Regions from separate parts of the Homo sapiens genome. Here all the other regions are linked to region 3. Evidence: chromatin contacts called from ENCODE Hi-C or POLR2A ChIA-PET data. All regions are on one chromosome and are shown on one strand. The core of a region is the stretch at or near the end of the contact, and the rest is flanking DNA. Distances in the headings are between cores, read along the strand shown.

Region 1 (4,509 bases), core at 1,070-3,569, 850 kb before region 3:
ATTATTATTATTTCTGCAATCAATAGGCCACTGAAAAGGTAGTGATAAGATCACTGCTTCTCAGATGTTTGACTGCACTGGAAGGTGTAGGATAGACAGGAGCAGAGAGCTGGTAGGCCAAAAACTAGTTAAGAGGTCACTGCAATTCTAAGTGAGGGGTGCTGAGTACCCAAAGTAGCAAAGATAAAGGAAAGAAAATGGGAGGAAATAAGCCAGATGCTAGACACGTCTGAGCAGTTGAATCAACAAAACTTGGCCAAAGCCTTGATGTGGCTGGTAAGAAAAATGGAATAGCAGAGAAGATAAAAGAATTTTGCCTGGCTGGGTGTGGTGGCTCATCCCTGTAATCCCAGCACTTTGGGAGGCTGAGGGCTGAGGCAGGAGGACTGCTTGAGCCCAGGAGTTCCAAGACCAACCTGGGCAACATAGCAAGGCCTCATCTCTAAAAAATAAAAATTAAAAGAAAGACTTTTTCTGAAAATGTATCAATTTTCAAACTAAGGTACCTTTTAAAGTTACCCTAAGAAATTAATTCTGCCTGTTCTAGACTGTGAACTTCTTGATCATCTTGTTAAACCCAATGGTCCTAGTACACAGCAAGCATTCAGAGTTTGTTGAGTGAGTAATCCATCAAGATATAACATCTGTATACAGAAAAAAAGTAAATATGGCAGCTTAGCCACTTGCAGTATCTGCTGTGTTCTGGATTATGTAAAGGCCAGCCCTACTAATTTGTAAGTATTCCAAATAGCATGTTTTACAGTCCCACTAACTGGAGAGGGACGGACTGCATCCAAAGCAAATATATATGTATTTAGACAGGAAATTTCTTCATAATACCTATATTCTCCATTTATTTAGAGTAGGGTTTCTTGACCTTGGCAATATTACAATTTGGGACTGGATAATTCTTCCCCGGGAGAGGTATGGGGTCACTGTCCTGTGCATTGTAGAGTTATTTACAGCTATCAAATTTTCACACATATCTGACAGATTGGATTTGAACCCCCTAACAACCCTGCAATGAGACAGGCAGAGTTTTCATTCCTGCAATGAGACAGGCAGAGTTTTCATTCCTGTTTAACAGGTGAGCAACTTCTAAATATTGCAAACGTTTGTTTTCTGTTTTAAAATATAAAAACACTATATTTGATGTAAACAAAAATGCAAGTGCCTAAAAAGGCAACCACATGTTTGACATTCACAAGATCATGAACCCTCCAATCCCACCTCTGCTATTCACTTATCTGGGCCATTTCAGGAGTGACTTCACCCTTGAGGCCTGTTGCTTTCACCTATGAAACCTGGGGTTTAACCAGGTGAGCATGAGGTATCCTCCTAACTCTAACACTATAATATCCTGGTCCTGTATTAGGAAACTTCAGTTTCACCCACATTACCTGCAGGCGACTTTTAACCTACTTGCCATGCTGCGACTATTACACAAAGCAACTGATGACAAGCCTTGGATGACAGGCCTCAGGGGCAATGCCTTCCACCTGGATGGCTACCTGATTCCAAAGACTTCAACAACCAATCCCATTCCTCCTACATCTTTACTCCTGCCTGAAGATTCGGACTCAACTTATTAAGAGCAACTTGGAAGGAAGGGGCAACAACCAAAAGAAACGAGTCACTAAAACAGTAGGGCCCTTCTCGGCAACCCCTGACACCACCCTGCACATCCAGTCCTTGAAAAGTTCTGTTTCTTTTCCTCCTATATCCAAGCCCTAAGATACCGCCCCTCCCCCACCCCAGCCCCCATATGCCACTGACACGCATTGGAGAGTGAGGATCAACGTCCCTTGCAGACGTGTGCACGGGCCTAGGAACCAGCTGACCCACGTTTCAACTGTCATTAACTTCTAACTACATGCCCCGTCGGGCCTGACCTGAGGCTGAACTCCTGTGACCTTCCAACTCCCCTGGATCTGCACGGCAGTCACTTGGAGGCACCGCCCCTGCGCTAGCTCCAGAGCTTGAGACAGGGTCCGGGCGGAGCTCCTTCCTGAGCCGGAGAAGACGCGCCCCTGTCCCTTCCGCGACTGCCGCCCCGCACTCCCTGCGGGGAGGTCGACCCCGGCGCATTCTAGGCCCCGCGGTCCTCCAGCGGGTTGGCCGCTACCTTGTCCAGCAGCCGGTAGATGCTGATGCCCGAGGTCTCCACTAGGAGCTGCCAGTCGGCCCCGGCCAGAGCGGGCTGCTGGAGCTCGGCGCAGGCCTCCCAGAACTGCTCCTCCGAGAAGCTTCCGGCGGCCAGCTCCATCCTTCCGCAGTCCGGGCTCCTCCGCCTGGAGGGCAGGCCGCGGACACCCTTAGTGTGGGCCTGGGGGCGGGGTGACCGGGCTGCCCCGGCTGCCCCGGCTGCCCCAGCGTCATTGGCAGGAAACTGAGGAGAAGGCGGGGCCTAGACTGGAGGAGCGGCCTGAGGGTGGGGCCCTGGAGGGGCGGGCCTAGAAAAGCGGGCGGGGCTGAGCAAGGAGTGAGGAGGATAGACAAGAAGTAAAAGGAGAAAAATTGGACTTGATGTGGGGAAGGAAGGAAGAGCTGGAGAAGTAAGGAGGCTTCCAGAGGGAAGGGAAAAAGGAAGGGAGACAGTGATGTCACCTCAAAAACAGCTCCTCAGTAGCCTATCCCATACTCCCTGCTACTCCCATAACCTACAGACCTGTTTGAGTGTCTCTCATTTACCTTTCTGAATAAAGTAGAGAAAGTCTCTTTGGTAGACATGAGAGGAGAGGTGGGCAGAGTAGAAATGCTGGAAAAATCCTAAGGGGTCAAATGCCAGAAGTGTATTTCAATATAATTTCTCTTCTTTCTGCTATACATTGTAAAACATTATTCTGAGACGAGGTCCATTGGATTCCCCAGAAGACTCTAGGGGTTCATAACACCAAAACAGTTTAGAAACCTAATCCATAATGGATCTACAAGGTTGTTGCCACCCTTGAGGGTAGAAACTGATCTGAAAGGTGTCGTACTATCCACCTAGGATTTCTGCAACTTGCATAATTTAGCTCACTGTGCAACTCAAACATCTTCTTGTTCCTTTGAAGTCCCTTGAGTAATACTGTATTTCCCACCAGCAGACTGTACTACCTGACTTTGAATAAAGTAGGTCGTTTGAACATCAAAACGATGTAACAGCCACGTGAGTGCCAATAAACTCTGGAAACTCATGTTTCCTAATCTGTAAAATGGGTCAAGAATTGTGCTACCAGTTACAGCTGAGGAGGTGGTTGGACAAGGAATAATTTTCCACAGTGCCCGTCCAAGTAAATGTTCAATAACAATTTCCACTTGTTTTGCATTACTATATTGAAATGCTTTTCTTTCCTTACTTGAAAGAAAGTTGATGGCAAAGTCTTAATTTATGTGATTTTCCAATCAGGCAAATGATCACATTTGGCAGCTTGCTTAGTTAGACACAGCAGAGATAAATAATTGCTTTCCTCAAGTCAGTCCTGGTTCTGTTTGGCTTTATAGGTGTGGAAAGAGGGATGTGAAATTTTCCTAGACTAAATGCACAAAAGTTTAGGCTAGACATACTTTCCCACTGTTTTATAACTCCTTGTAAATTTTCTATGTATTGTAAATCCATATTTTATTTAAATGGAAATTCATTGCTTGAAAAACCAATTGTGTAAAAACTATTGGCTATGAAGTATTTTCAAGTATCTTCAAGGAATCCATTATAAAGGTTTGATTTGATAAAGCTTTATTACTATATGGCAATAGACTAATGGAGACAAGCATAAGAACACAAACGACATCATGCAAGATATAAAGCACGCACTTCAAATTGTATTTATTGTATGTGTTTAAAAGTGTGTTGCCTAATAAACTCAGGAGAAAAATAAATATATCCTTGAATATGCTGAGATTTACACTCAGTTATTTTATTACAGTTAATGAAAGAATAATGTTAGGAAATATTTTATGGTATCTCTAAAGTCTAAAAACAGCTAGGAAAGGGATCCAGGAAGGCCTGTTCTTGAGAAGTTGCCTTAATAGCCTGTTTCCTTTGTGAAAAAAAACTCTCTGAAACAACTTCTGGCAAAATGGCAACTAAAGCTCCTGGCTTCAAACATGGAAATGTTGGTTAAAACGTGTTGAAAATAGTTGTAAATACATGGTTTAGCTGAAAAGTGAAAAAGGATACTTCCAGGTTTCAGAAAGGGAAGAGAGAATGAAAGCCAGCAACACCAGCTCCTGAATATTCTTAGAATGGATGATTGGTCCTCTCCCCACCTCCCCATGCAGTGTTTCCCAGTGGAGGAACTTCCATTAGGGAAATGTTTGACCTCACTCATTTGCTCAACTCCTACTCTGGAGAAGATGGGTGATTTAAATGCAGCCATGCATTGCTTAATGACAGGGATATATTCTGAGAAATGTGTCATCGGGCAATTGCATCCTAAAGCATACATCATAGAGTGCACTTAAACCAACCTAGATGGTAGATTCTACTACATATGTAGGCTGTATTGTAGAGCCTATTGTTCCTGG
Region 2 (3,885 bases), core at 471-2,970, 520 kb before region 3:
GTTTTAGCCCAGTGGCCCAACATAGCTGATAAGAAGCAGACTTTCATTCCAGGTTCATTTTCCCGATTTAGTGTTGAGGGTGCGGGTAGATGAAGTTTTGTTTTGTTTGTTTTGTTTTAGAGAAGTGTATTGCTTTAAAACAGGGAGAGATAGTCTGACGTACTGAAAGGAGGTGGGTCTTTAAAGTTAGCGAAAGGTAGGTAGGAGCCTTACTTTTGCCTTTGGCAAGTTTATTGACCACTATAAGCCTCAGCCTTATCTGTAAAATAAGTTGGATAATGCCCATCTGGAGGAGCTCTTGGGAAGATTGAAGCATGGAAAGCACCTCTCTGGAAGGTTCAAGGAAAGGGAACTAGAATTATGGGTGACAGAATTCCCTGGCTTTCCAATGCTTTACTGTAGGTCGAATGAGCACTCCTAGCAGGCTGGCCTCATGCCACTTCAGAGTCTCTAGCCTGCAGGCTGGGGGCTGGGTATGGACACGATACCTGGAAGGGAACACATATAACTTCCATCAGTGATCCTGGAAAGGCTCGACAAATCACCCATTCATTCATTCTGTGTGTATGTGTGTGTGTGTGAGAGAGAGAGAGAGAGACAGAGTCTCACTCTGTCACCCAGGCTGGAATGCAGTGGTGCAATCTCGGCTCACTGCAACCTCTATCTCCCAAGTTCAAGTGATTCTCCCATCTCAGCCCCCCGAGTAGCTGGGATTACAGGAGCCCGCCACCACTCCCGGCTAATTTTTGTATTTTTAGTAGAGACAAGGTTTCACCAAGTTGGCCAGGCTGGTCTCGAACTCCTGACCTCAGGTGATCCGCCCACCTTGGCTTCCCAAAGTGCTGGGATTACAGGCATGAACCACAGCACCTGGCCCATTCATTCATTTTTATTTGAACTTCTCTTCCAGGAAGCCCTCTGAGTTTAGGTTTAGCGACAGGACCCTGATTCAAGTCAACTCGTTTATTTGAAAGCTGCCTGGATAAAAATAAAATAAAATAAAAAATAAACTGGAGGATAACATAAAAGGATCCTTGCAGAGGATTCCTCCTTTTGTGGATCTCACTGAATCTCAGAGTTAGAAGACGCTCAGAGATCTCAACTCCCTCAAGGGTCAGACAAGGACAGGTTTTTCATTCTGCCCTGGATCCTCTCACAATAGCCTCGCGGGAGCTGGCCCTCAAAATGATGAAGGAATAAATGAAAGGAGGGATGGAGAAATTAATGATGAAGAAAAAATGAATGAGGTAGGGCTGCTTGTTTGCTGCTATTTTCTTCACAATGCTTTTAAGATTTCCTGGTCCATCTCCTCCTTCACCACTTCTCTCCCTCCCTCGATCTCTTCTCCAACTTGTCTCTTACAGAAGGGCGCCGCGTTCCCGCGCTCCTCCCCTTCCCCTCGCCCCGCCCCTCCCCAGCGAGGCCCCGCCTCGCTGCCCGAGCCCGGCGGGAATGAATGGCAGCGTAGCCGCCGCGCCGCTCGGGGTGCCGATTGGCTGACCGGCGCGCTGACGCGCCGGCGACCGCGGGTGCACGCAGGCGAACAGAGCCGGCGGGGGCGGAGCCGGGCTCCGGGGCGGGGCGCAGGAGCCCCGGGGCGGAGGAGCCGGGGAGGCGGGAGGCGGGAGGCGGGAGGTGTTGGGGCCGTTGAAGCGGCCTCCCTCCCGCCCCCAGCCGCCCGGTCTGGCCCCAGCCCTGTCCCGACCCCCGGCCTGGCCCACTCCGACCCTACCCGGCCGAAGGGTTCCGCTGGACACGCAGGCGGCCTCCGGAGCAGCCCAAGCCCATGAGGGCCGCGCGCCCGGCCGCCGGTGCTGACGAGACGGAGCTCCTGGCCCCCGAGGAGGAGCAGAGGATCAATGCGGTTCAAGAATCGATTCCAGCGGTGAGAGGGATGGCGTCCCGGTCCCGCTGCCCGTGTCAGAAGCGGGTTCCCAAATCCCGCCGTTAAGCGCACGGCTCCCGGCTCCTCACCTGGATTCATCCTGGGTGGATCCCGCACCTTGGCCAGGGATCAGTTCCCTGGGGATTCCCCACCCTGCTGTCCCTGGGCGATCCCCTTCCTCCAAGGATGGGAGCTCCTGCCTCACCCGGGTCTCCCCTCGCGATCTGCGGACCTCAGATGGATTCCCGGCCCCGGGACTCCAAGCCTGTCCTCCTTCCCGGGGATCCCTTTGCTCCTGGGGCTCACCCTCCCGACCCCCATACAGGCTGGGCTCTGGCTCTCTCTGGGAACCCGAACCCCAGCCCCGGGCACCGCCCCCGAGTCCTCCGACCTGGCTTTGGCCTCCATCCCTTTACCTCCAGGGTGGGGGTCTCCCGGGGCGCGCGGAACGGGGTGGCGCCCTGCGGAGAGATTTGTCGTAAAGCGGGGTGCTAGGCATTTTGGGTGCTTTGTGAACGGCCCTAGCAACAGGGAAACTGAGGCACGCTCCGCCAGCTTAGCCCTGCCTGGCCGTGTAGGGGCCTTGCTGGTTCTCCAGCTGAACGTCCCAGGGCGGTGCTATTTTTGGGCTCTGCGAAGGGGCATGTTAGCTTTCGGGTGGCGAGACCTGCTGTGGAGGCGCCGGTGTTAGGAAACGAGGAGGAGGAACCGTGGAGGCGCCACCGGAAGGCTGGCCGACTGCTCATTCACTGTAGAGCTGGTGGAAATGCCGGGCTGGGGGGCGCCGTGGCCTTACTCCCCTCTGGGGCTCCACCGTCTAACAATGGATGGAGGTTAGCCCATGACTCTGAGAGGAACTCCGGGCTTTTCTTTTCTGTTTAAGTGGGTGAAAGTTCACCTCTCCAGGGCATATGGTAACTGCATCCCTTTGTGTGAATTCCCGGACCTTCACCACCAGCATGTTTGCTGGGGGTGCAGTGACAGGGGAAATTTTAAGAAATGCATGAAATCTTCCAAGAAGGTTGTTGAGTTTTTAGACACTACCTTTTATTTCAGAATTTTAAAGTACACATTTTTTTTTTCTTTCCAATCTCCATGCCCTCACTGCCCTCTCACCCATCTCATTCCTCCCCCAGTCCCAAAGGGTAAAGGAGGCAACAAATGCACAGAAGAGTTGCCATGGTCTGGGCCACCAGGAAGGGGATCAGCTTGAAGACTTGGATTGACTTCTGAATATATTGCTTATCAGTCAGGGTGTTGAATGCTTGGCACTGTTCCCCCAGTGGAACTTCATACCGGTGTGTCTAAGGGCAAAATGGAACCGTAGTGTTCTGACTTTAGAACCTGATGTCAGAAATGAAGACCGGAGGGGCTTTTAGAGAGAATGTAACATGCACTCCAGTCATGATCAGTGAAGCCCTGTGCATGCGGTTTGATTTGGTTTTACTTCTCTACACGTCTGTGCTCTTCCTGTTTTCAGAGAACAGTGGCAATATTCTGTGAAATTGCCCCTTCCTTGTTTGATTAAGAGTTTGTCATTCTTACCTATACCTTTGGATCCTCTAAAAAGAAAAAAAACAAACAAACCCTGTTCAATTATTTGTTGCACAAACGTTAAAACTGTTAAAACAACAACAACAACAACTTCATTTAGGATGCTACCCTCTCAGCTTATTGAACTGACTTTTTAATTATTTTTGCTGGACACTGATCTCTCCATTCCTTATTAGCACAGTTGTAATGTGATTTTTGCGCTATTATTCACTTAAAAACTAAAAATACAGGTATTTTCTTTTGGTGTGGCATAGACTGTAATTTTCTTGGGGGCTTGTGTGTTTCTCAATGGATATTTAACAGTTTCTTTCTTGATGACATCTAGATCTACCCTGATTTTCTTTGAAGATTTGTGTGATCTCATAATTTCTTGGTTTTCTATCATAAGCTAGGTTGGAAACATAGTTCTAAGCATCAATTTTAACTTGGAAATAAAGCCTATAAAC
Region 3 (4,272 bases), core at 635-3,134:
GGACAAGATCCCTAAGCATGAAAACACCGGGTTCTGGGGGAAATGGAGAAAAAAACAAAAAAGATAGAGAAGGGGAAGAATAAGGACTTGCTTGGGGGAACCCCAAAGTTTAGCTTGCTTTCAATCCAGGAAAAGAACCACTTGAGGCGGGGCCCGGTGGCTCCCGCCTGTAATCCCAATCACTTTGGGAGGCCGAGGTGGGTAGATCACCTGAGGTCAGGAGGTCGAGACCAGCCTGGCCAGCATGGTGAAACTCCATCTCTACTAAAAATACAAAAATTAGCCTGGCGTGGTGGCATGTGCCTGTAGTCCCAGCTACTCGGGAGGCTGAGGAAGGAGAAGTGCTTGAACCCGGTAGGCGGAGGTTGCAGTGTGCCGAGAGCTACTGCACTCCAGCCTGGGTGTCACTCCCCGTCTCAAAACAAAAACAAAAACAAAAACAAAACAACAACAACAAAAAACTTGAATCTGGCACCGAATGGACAAAGCTTACCTCCCTAGAAAAGAAAACTCCTATTCACCCTTCAAAAGCCACGCAGAATTCATTTCTCCCTTCTCCTAAGTTTTGTGTGTTTTGCATTTTCTTGCATTGCAAAGGTGCCACACAAAACTGTGCCCGTCTTCTCTACAAGAAAGTGAGTTCCCTCAGGTTTGAGACCACGTCTCACCTTGGCCTCACCAGTGCCTGATCCAGGTCCAGGCACATAGCTGACAGTTAGTCCATGTTTACAGAATTAAAAAATTAAGCAGAAGAACTGCTGAAGTTTCGTTTGCCTATGAAGACACAGTCTGAATCCATTTCTGCTTGGGGTTCATTCTAATATCCAAAAAAGCACAGCCATTAAGGGAAAGCATCTCCTCAATGGTAGCTACTCTGACCATCTTATAAGGATGTGTAAACTAAGGTTCTGTTTAAGTGGTGTGTTCGGTGTCACAGCAGTTAGTAGAGCTGTGATCTAAATTTTCCAAATCTGGGCCTCTTTACTACAACTACTAGGTTCTCACGATTTCATCACCCCACTAAGTTCCTGACATCATCACACTTTGCCTGGCATTAATATGCACTCGTGCCACACCCAATTCCCAAGGGAGGAATCAGGGAAAAGAAGGAGCAGTGAGCTGGTGCTGGTAGGAGTCCAATCACTGGCTTCTACATACATCATGCAAGGTACATCCGGAGGAGAGAGAAATCATTTAGGTGGATGCTGGTGTAGTCCCTAGTGGCCTGCGAGAGACCTCCGTGGCCCCAGATGGCTCCTATGTTCCCCTCCTCTTCACTCCAATGCCAAGCATTTTCATTCTCTTTGTTTACCCAGAAAAGTAATCCAGGTTGTATAAGCTTGGCACTAGAGAAAACTGGTTTGGGGAGACCTGCCCCTCACAGTAAGGCCACATCACTTAGTCTCCCAGAGCCTCCTCTTCTGATCTGTAAAACGGGCATAACAATACCGTGCCCTGGAGAATGTGCCTTTAGGAATAACTTCCCCTACCGAGAAGTTTCTGGTGTCTCCTCGTGGAGGCCCAAACACTCCATGCCTGACTCCCGCGGTTCACCTGTTTGGTTCCACTCCCCAGGCGGCATCGAAAGGAAGGTACATTTTTGAGGACTGAGGTTCTACAGTGAGTTGGCCAAGAAGGAAACGACGAAAGGGGGCCGGGTGGAATGCGGGTGCCTTGGGAAAGTTGCGGGGGGAGGGGAATAATTTTTTCAAGTTGGACTAACTCCGTCCTCTGCAGGCCGAGAATGGATCAAGCAGGAAAGGATCCCACGGTCCCCTGCCTGCCTGGGCGTCTCTCCCCGCGCCTCCTTACCTATGAGGTGGCCCACGGAGGTCGCGTAGGGATCCCGGTGACTCTTGCCAAACGCCATGGTAGCGCCAGAGGGCCGGGCCCAGGAAATCCGCCTCCACCGCTCTCCGGCTCCCGACTCCACCCGCTCGGTACCCTTGGCTCCTCCTCTTCGCCCGAGCGCTTCCCGGGCTCTGGCAGAGGCGGTGCGTTCTGCGCTGCCGCTGCGGGGCGCGGGCACCGAGCGTGAGGAGCTGGGCGCGGGGCAGGGACGCGAGGGCGGGGCTTCGGGACGCCCAGCGCACCTGCAGCGCGCCCTGCGGGACCCGCGAGGAGGCTGCGCTGCCGGCTGCAGGTGGTACAGGCGGGTAGTGGCGGGTGTATGGAGCCTGCGAGAGTGGCGCGGCCGCCCGCTCGGATCCCAGGTGGGCTTTTCGCCCCGTGCAGGAGGAGCAGGCAGCCCAGAATCTCCAGCCTGGGAATTAGAGACCCAGGCTTTGATCCTGCCGCTTGCTGGGCACCTTGTCATTCTTCTCTGCGCCTCTTTGGCTGCCCTGGGTAGACCAAAGATAATAGGGGGTTAATAACACAAACCTCAGAATTATGAGAATTAAGGGAAGGACGTAACCGATTATGTCGGTGTCTGGTACCCACAAAATAAATAGTTAGCCACTGAATATACTGAATAACTAGAAATATTTACCCTCGACCTGCCTTTGTCCTAGAGATCCGGGAGGGGAGGTGTGCGCCCTGCCCTTTAAAGTTGTGGTCATGTCTAGGAGGAAGGATTGGCTTCGAATTTAGGGCTTCCCAGGAGCAGGCCCTCTTTGTCTCTCTACTATTTCCTCGAGGGACCACAGGGCGCCGCCTCGCAAGCTCTTGTTTTCTAACCCCACCTTCTGGGAGCCGTGTTTTCCAGCCTGATTCTAAAAACGGGAGAGGGGCTTTCCGTTTCTTCTGGCAAGGAGTATGCTTGGCTTTAGGCCTGCTTTGTAATGTAGGTTGGAATCTGAGAAGCCCAACACCTTTCCAGCTGCCCCTTCAGAACCAGAATTTATTTCCTATTCCTTTGCATTCAATTAACATCTGATTGGCGATGTTAACAATCTCCAGCCAGCAGGAGCCTGCCAGAGAGTGAGGTGTCCCCAGGCGATGTCAGATAGCCATAGATGAGCTCCTGGTGCTTGTAGATCCTGTTTCCTGTAGTCTAACTGCCACCCATTTCAAGTCTGTTTTTTAGCCCTGGAGATGGTGACTAGGGAGACGAAGGGGACCTGTTTTGACTTATGTCCGTGGTCTTGTGAATTTTAATATAGAGGTCAAAACCAATTGCCATGCACTCCAGGAGGCTAACATTTAATTATCTGTAACTCAATTATTTATAATTTTTCTTGACCAAAGTGAGCCAAAACCTGGGATTCTAAAATCTAGAATGAAATATTCTTGTTGTGATGATATGTCTCATAATGGGATTTGTCCCACGTGTAACTAATATTCTCCACCTGCCTATTCAGGGCGAGTAGCTATTTCAGATGTTGCCGTTTATCAACTTCCTTACTCATCACTATAGCCTCTGCTGACACTGTTGAAAACCTCTTTTGTGACATCACCAACCTAATCTGTATTCCATGCCTCTAGCAAAATATTTTGCCTTTTCTGCAACCTAGAATCAACCTACAATCTCTGAAAAAGAAAACCAATTTTAGCTTAGGCCAATGTTGGTGTCAGTGGCCTTCTATCAGTTAATGAGAACGAGAAAGGAACCGAGCATCCAGAGAGATAGATTTTTAACATACTTCTATGTGGGAGGTTTTTCTTTTCGTCTTCTTCTTCTTCTTTTTTTTTTTTTGTTTTTTTCTCCTATGTCTGATTTCCTTACATGACAGGACTGAGGCACCGAGAAAGAGGAGAAACAGTAGCAAGGAGTGTCTTCTGGACTTGATGCTTGGGTGAACAGAACCAAGGTTGATGAGTGCTACCTGTGTTCTATCTCAGCAATGCCTGGCAGAAGTTTTTCTCTCTCCCTGTGCCCTCCAGGGTGTTGTGGTGGTTGTTGCAGCCTTCTCTTCCTGTACTCTGTTCCGTTCTGCATGATCCCTCTTCTCTCCAGGCATGAAAATCAACGTGGTTAATGTTAGTAAAGTCTAGCAGCGGGGACAATAGAATTCACAGCTAAGTTGAGGTCAGAGAAGGAGCAGAATCCCACAGGGGTAAAATGACACCAGGAGTAAAATCTTACCACAATTTCAATTCCAAGAACACTTAGTCAACATTTATTTATGTAAAATGTGCTAAGTGTCTGCAACTAGAAATCTATCTTAATCTTCACAATCCTGAGAGGTGGGTAGTATTAACCTCATTTTTACAAATATATAATCTGAGATTCAGAAAGATCAAGTTTATAAATGGCTTCACTAAAGTTTGACTCATGGCTGCCTGGTTCCAAAGCCTATATTATTGTCACTAGGTGAATCTGTTTATTGA

The links. Hi-C counts contacts between places; a loop is a spot of excess contacts on that map. ChIA-PET counts read pairs that join two places held with the same protein, here RNA polymerase II (POLR2A). Pooled maps may share reads with other maps.
Region 1: a loop to region 3 is called in a pooled map, with 2.9 times the contacts of the local background. The contact joins the promoter of PCTP here to the promoter of TOM1L1 in region 3. A Hi-C loop is called at or near these places in 1 of 37 single-sample maps with no recorded cell type and 4 of 50 pooled maps. POLR2A ChIA-PET finds 5 or more read pairs at or near these places in 1 of 52 experiments (HepG2).
Region 2: a map of ascending aorta shows a loop between it and region 3 (7-fold over the local background). The contact joins the promoter of MMD here to the promoter of TOM1L1 in region 3. A Hi-C loop is called at or near these places in 1 of 168 maps with a recorded cell type or tissue (ascending aorta) and 6 of 50 pooled maps.

Annotation. Positions count from the first base shown.
Region 1 is chr17:55,748,861-55,753,369 of GRCh38, reverse strand. It overlaps PCTP (phosphatidylcholine transfer protein), which reads right to left and starts at 2,319. Exons shown (of 6, transcript NM_021213.4): 1 at 2,126-2,319. The coding sequence starts at 2,266. RefSeq lists a silencer at 2,182-2,521.
Region 2 is chr17:55,419,670-55,423,554 of GRCh38, reverse strand. It overlaps MMD (monocyte to macrophage differentiation associated), which reads left to right and starts at 1,720. Exons shown (of 7, transcript NM_012329.3): 1 at 1,720-1,885. The coding sequence starts at 1,860. RefSeq lists a silencer at 1,320-1,779.
Region 3 is chr17:54,898,464-54,902,735 of GRCh38, reverse strand. TOM1L1 (target of myb1 like 1 membrane trafficking protein) reads right to left here and starts at 1,884. Exons shown (of 16, transcript NM_005486.3): 1 at 1,813-1,884. The coding sequence starts at 1,870. LOC124904033 (a long non-coding RNA gene) reads left to right here and starts at 1,999. Exons shown (of 2, transcript XR_007065854.1): 1 at 1,999-4,128. RefSeq lists enhancers at 1,570-1,659, 1,680-1,789 and a silencer at 1,870-2,209.